2 separate regions of the Homo sapiens genome follow, and region 1 is linked to region 2. Evidence: chromatin loops called from intact Hi-C (ENCODE). Cell type or tissue: heart left ventricle. All regions are shown on one strand. Each heading gives the region's core, and the rest is flanking DNA. Links, peaks and the distances in the headings are about the cores only.

Region 1 (2,895 bases), core at 90-2,589, 1.1 Mb before region 2:
CGCAGGGCTTTCGCTGAAGACAGGTCTGGGCCATCAGACATCCTGGGGATGCTGGGGGACCAGGAACCCGATCCAATATCCAGGGTGGGGGGCTCTGGCTAAACCAACTTAGCAGGGCTCTCTGCGAAAACTGAACCTGACAATGCAGTGCACAGATGGGCCTGGGAGGAGGTTAGGAGGCCACCGAAGTCTGGCTGAGCAAGGAATCTTTGGCAAAGTCTAGTTCCAGGACCTGTTGCTCTCTCTCCTTCCCTCCCCTGTTCTTCCTCTCTCCCTCTCTTCCTCCAACCTTCTCCCTCCTCTTACCCCTTTCCTTCTCCTTTCCCTCGCATTTCTGTCACATTCTTTTTTGTTGTTTTTTTCATTACGGTAAAACTTCACAAATTGTTTCCATCTTAACCACATTTCAGTGACGTTAAGCACATTCACGAACTGTGCAGCCATCACCAGCAGCCTCTACAGATCCTTTTCATCTGTCAAGGCTGAAAATCTGTCCCCACTAAACACGAACTCCCCATTTCCCCTTCCCCAGACCCTGATAACCCCCTTCTACTTTCTGTCTCTATGACTTTGACTCCTCTAGGGGCCTCGGCTGAGTGGAATCATGCGGTGTTTGTCTTAGGACTGGCCCGTTTCCCTCGGCAGAGCGTCCTCAATGTTCCTGCGCGTGGCAGCAGGTGTCGGCATTCCCTTCCTTTTAAAGGCTGAGTAATGTTCCACAGTGTGCATGGCCCACATTTGCTTATGCACGTATCCATCGATGGGCAGGGACAGCGGGGGACGCTTCCCTTTTTCATTTATTATAAATAACGCTGCTGTGAACGTGGGGTAAAGACGCCCCTTGGAGCCTCGGCTTTTGGTCCTCTGGGCTTGTGCCCGGAAGGGGAGTGCTGGGCCACGTGGGTGTCCGTGTTTGATTTTCTGGGACCTGCCCCCCCCCGTCTCCCGCCCCGGCTGCCGCGTCTCACTCCCCGCCGCGGTGCGAGGGGCCCCGTGTGCCGCGCACCCTTCCACCCGTGTTTTGCTGTTTTTTTGACTCTGGGCGTCCCAGGGGTGCAGCGGCCGTGGGGCCCTGGTTTGCTTTCACCTCTTCATCTGCTCACTGGCCGCGAGTGTGTCTTCTTCAGACAAACGTCTGAAGGTCAAGCCCTGGGCTCCTGTGAACCCGGCCGTCTTTGCGGCAGAGTCTGAGGCTCCTTCTTTATTCTGGATCCGGCCTCTGGTCGGAGGCGTGCTCTGCAGGCACTGCTCCCATTGCTGGCAGCCTTTTCTCCCCGTGGCCGCCCGGCCGCCCATCAGAGGCGTTGCAGACGCCCGCCCTCGCCAGCGCAAAGACAAACGCCGGTGGCCGCGGACGCGCCGGCGGCCGGGAGCACCCCAGCGGGCGGGCACCACAGAGGCGCGGTCCTCCGGCGTCTAGATCTGCCATGTGGCGCGCGCCGGAAGCGGCTCTGAGGCCGGAAGTGAGCCTAGAGCGCCGCGGCCCCGAGATGAAGCCGGCGGTGGACGAGATGTTCCCCGAGGGCGCCGGGCCCTACGTGGACCTGGACGAGGTGGCACGGGCCCGGCGGGAGTCTCCGAGCGTGGGGAGCGGGGAAGGGGGAGCGGAAGGGCGGCGTCCTGGTGCGCGGGTCCCGGGGAGGGGAGGCCGGGCGGGTGGGCGATGGGCGCGGCTCCCAGGCTCCCTGCCCCGCGGAGAGCAAATCCCGGTTTCTCCGAGCACCTGGTGAAAGGCGGCGACCGACCGCGGCGGGAAGCGTGTGCCCTAGCCCGGGGGACCAGGAGGCGCAGCCTGAGGGTTGAGTGCCTGCTGGGTGCCCCCACGGCCCCCGGGAACACACCCGTGGTCAGAGGAGTTGCGTTTGCTGCTCTTCGATGGCTGCAGCACCCCATGGGGGCCCGCGGTGCGTCTCCATAACCTCGTGTGGGATTTGAGCTCGTGTTAGGGGATTTGGGGGAAGAAAGTGGGCTTTACTGTGCCTTGGAAGCGAGGATAATTCTCCGATTGGGCCTCTTAATCTTAACTAGAATGAGGGAAGACTGGAGCAGCCGTCATTCCTGTCGGAGCGGAAAAGGAGACATCTGGCATTTATGTGCTTTGCGTAGTGGCCTCGTTCTTCTTTTTAATTATACAGGATTATACAGTCGTCTTGGGGTTTTGTTGGTCTCTATTGTGTTCACAGAGTGACCTTGTCTGATGTGAGCGTTCTGAGATGGTTTATGGTCAGCAGGAGAGCACCACAGCCTAGCTCAGAGTGGCAGGCCAGCTCCTACATGTCAGGGCCTTATGTGCTCTTTCTCAAAGCTTAGGGGCTGCAGAGGTGGTCAGAGGCAGCCCTTGTGCTTGTGGAGGTAATAGCATGGCAGAGCGGCTGATTGCAAATACCAGGTGTCATAGAAAGCCGAAGGCGCACCGACGGATGGACCCTCAGGGCTTTGAGGGGGCTCAGCAAAGGTACAGCTGAGGAGTCGACTCTGTGGCCAAATGCTGGGGGACACATTGGTGTTTGCCAGGTAGTGGGGGATGAAGGCCCGGCAGGAGCAGAGCCCTGGGTTGGGGGATGCCGACTGGCTCACCAAGGGAAGGGAATGTTGTGTCGTTTAACATGGTTGAGCGTGCAGTGCCAGAGAGAGGGGAGACAGTGGGTAGGGACTCTCTCCCTACCCAGATCGTGAAACCATCTGGAACCATGCTAAAGAGGGTGGCTCTGTGCACCCCGCTCCCGAAGCACTTCCATTAAACCCAGGCTTCTCAGTCCTGTTTTACAGTCCTAGGCTTCACAGTCCTAGGCGATGTGGAGCCACCGGAGGGCTTTACAGTGGGGAGTGAGAGGCTCCGACTTGCTCTGTAGGGTGGCAGCATTTACGGGTGAGAGGGTAGAAAAATGAGAGCAG
Region 2 (2,895 bases), core at 265-2,764:
GTGGGGGCTTCAGAGCTCTGGGACCCCCTGAACACTGTGTGCAAAGTTCTCTAGGGGGAGGGCCTGTGTGTGCAAAGTTCTCTAGGGGGAGGGCATGGGGTCTTCATCTGATCCCAAGGAGGTCAGCTCCCCGCGTCTCGGGATGATTCTGAAGCCCTCAGCCCATCCTCGATGTCCTGAGCCCCCTGCTCGGCCCTCAGTGGGGCTGGCTGTTCTGCTGCTGCTACTCCATTGGTTTTTCCTTCTCTCCTGCAGGGCACCTCGGTTCAGGGACAGGTCTTGTTACCTGGGGCGGTAGGAGGTGCTCACAGAGTGTTTGGGGTACTCCCGAGGTCAGGGCTGAGCTACCAAGGTCAACACAGAAGAACAAGTGCAGGGTCTTGGATAGACCCTACCCAGCCTGGGAAGGCCCCGTGCTGCTGCTTCAGGGACGACGCTCTGCCCTGTGCCAAACCTGCAGTCGGGACTGTGCCCAGCAGCCCAGCCTGGGAGACTGATGGGTGAGGAGGCAGGGTCCTCCTGCCGGCCTTGGAGTGCAAAGGCAAGAGGGAAGCCAAGGAGAAAGCCCCCCAGAGGAGGGCTGGGCACCCTCCCCGGGCCTGCGTGCCAGACGCACCAGGCAGGAAGCAGGAGGGGGCGGGGCAGAGCAGGGCAGGGCAAGAGCAGGTTGGAGACTCCTGAGCAGCCTGGCCTGAGTCCCTGGATCCTTCCTGTGGCTGCGCTGTTTTCCCCTGTCCCCACTGTGGTGCCTGTGAGCCTCTGCTGTGGGTCGCAGCAGGAAAACCCTCTTCCCCCAGCCCGCTGGGCCCAGGCGGAGCTGGGACTGCAGATTCACCAAGGATGCCTGCGTGACCCTGTCCAGAGATTCTTTCCCGCCAAAAGCCAGCTGCATCCCACCCATCACCACAGGGACAGTGACGCCTGGCCAGGCAGGGGCATTCAGGTAGTGGCACTCTGCCCTCTTGCACCTCTGAAATGTTCGGGCTGCTTGGCAAAGGAGCTAAGAAGACTTAACGTGGCACACACTGCACGTTTCACAACTGAGTGACTGGGAGCCCCTGACCCCTGGCTGCCTCTCACCTGGGGACCCCACCTCCCCTGACCCCTGGCTGCCTCCCCCTGGGGACCCCACCTCCCCTGAACCCTCACTCCTGACCCCTGGCTGCCTCTCCCCTGGGGACCCCACCTCCCCTGACCCCTGACCCCTGGCTGCCTCTCCCCTGGGGACCCCACCTCCCCTGACCCCTGACCCTAACCCCTGGCTGCCTCCCCTGGGGTTTTGGCATCACTGGCACCTAGCCCCTCTGCTAATCTCTGCCCCCACCCAAGGCCCCTCCCACAGCTGGCCTGGGGAACTGAGTTGCTCATTAGGCCTGGTGGAGATTAATGTCATCAACTCCAGGCGATTTTCGCTGTCATTAACGGTGTCCAGTCCCCTCCAGCAGGAGGGAGGACGCGCCCACTGAGGCCGACTCTGGAGGCCTCCGAAGGCCGCGGTGCCCACGCGTGGAACGCCCTCCAGGCCTCGCTGCAAGGAGGTAGAGTGGCAGGGCTGCACGCACCTGACTCCAGGCTGGCCCAGTTTAGGAGACTTGGCCCACGGGGGAGCCCGCAGGAGAGCGGGGCTGCTAGGCTAGGGGGTGGGCGCGCCTGGCGGGGACCCCCACCTGCCCCGCCCCACCCCACCCTACCCGGCTGCTCCCACACCCAGGCCCCGCTGGGGAGGCTCGTGGACTCCATCGCCACCTGGTGGTGCTGCCTGGAACCGCGGCCTCATCCGGAGGCCCCACCCCACCCAGTGCCCGCCAGCCCTGGTCCCAAACCCTGACCCCAGCCAATGATGGAGGTGACAGTGGTGCGGCCTGCAGAAGCCAGGCGCCTCAAACCATTCCCCAATATTCTGGGGAGACACAAAACTGACAAAGTGAGACTCCCCCCACCCCCCTGGGAAGCGCAGGGCACTTTGGTGGACCTCCTCTGCGGTCTCCTCTGCCAGAGGATCCCAGGGCACAGTCCACCACTGCCCCATGGAGCAGCCCGTTGCTTTCTGGGCGGTGAGGACCCGGGACGTCCTGCCTCGTGCTGGGCCGGGATGGCTGCTCTGCACCCGCAGCTCCCACGTGGCCCTAAACACCTGCTTCACTCCTCACTGTCTACATGGGCTGCCAGGCACTGCCAGCCTCTCCAGGGGCTTTCATGGTGGGGACAGAGAACAGACATACAATGGCGTATGTCAGGATGCTGGGAGATGCGCCAACTAGGAAGGTAGGGCAGGGAGGTTGGGGGTGACGGAGGGGCAGGGCAGGGGGTGACAGGTAGGTGGGCCAGGGAGAGCAGGGAAGGGTTGCTGGGGACATGCCAGATGGTGCAGAGGAGGCAGGAGGCTGGGGGGTGGGGAGCAGGGCAGGAGGGCCTTGGCTTTGGACAGGATGAGCCGAGTTCTCTGTTAGTTTATTTAGAACCTTGGATAGTTGAGCCTAGAGCTTGAGAAATAGAAGCCTGGCTGGAAATAGAATCCTGAGCCTGTCAGCAGTTAGGTGGCATTTATGGCCACAACATGGAGCAAAATAACGAGGGAGCGAAATAACAAAGAAGAGAAGAAACACCGAGCCCCAGAAAAAGAGGCTGGAGAGAAGAGGAACCGGCAGAGGAGGCCAGGCAGGGTGAGCAGTGTGTGGGGCTGGGGAAACCCAGAGTGGGGGGCTCCAGCGATCAAGGGGTCAGCAGAGGGGAAGGTGCCATCCATGGACCGAGGAACAGCCGGGAGATTGAGCACCATGAGCACACAGCCCCCAACACCCCAGCTCCTCCGTGCTGCACACACACCCTCCTGGCACACCTGGGCACCCGCCAACCTGGTGTTCCACCGTAAGCACAGCACTGGGAACCAGATCC

Evidence for each region. A loop is a pair of places that touch in the nucleus more often than their neighbours do. Peaks named below come from ENCODE experiments on the same cell type or tissue, not always from the same donor. Only the 100,000 strongest peaks of a DNase experiment are listed, where the experiment ranks them.
Region 1: a loop joins it to region 2, with 2.8 times the contacts of the local background. A loop is called at or near these places in 42 of 110 quality-filtered maps.

What each region holds. Positions count from the first base shown.
Region 1 is chr2:240,134,880-240,137,774 of GRCh38, reverse strand. It overlaps COPS9 (COP9 signalosome subunit 9), which reads left to right and starts at 1,470. Exons shown (of 3, transcript NM_001163424.2): 1 at 1,470-1,553. The coding sequence starts at 1,491. RefSeq lists enhancers at 949-1,058, 1,069-1,168 and a silencer at 1,609-1,658. In heart left ventricle, for the core only: no CTCF peak of the experiment used is centred there; a DNase peak (open chromatin) is centred at 1,404; H3K4me3 peaks cover 1,966 bases; H3K27ac peaks cover 664 bases.
Region 2 is chr2:239,034,314-239,037,208 of GRCh38, reverse strand. No RefSeq gene overlaps it. Among named protein-coding and RNA genes, the nearest start is that of MIR4440, 33 kb to the left of the region's middle. RefSeq lists an enhancer at 711-1,330. In heart left ventricle, for the core only: CTCF peaks have their summits at 1,540 and 1,746 (motif pointing left); a DNase peak (open chromatin) is centred at 1,748; H3K27me3 peaks cover 726 bases.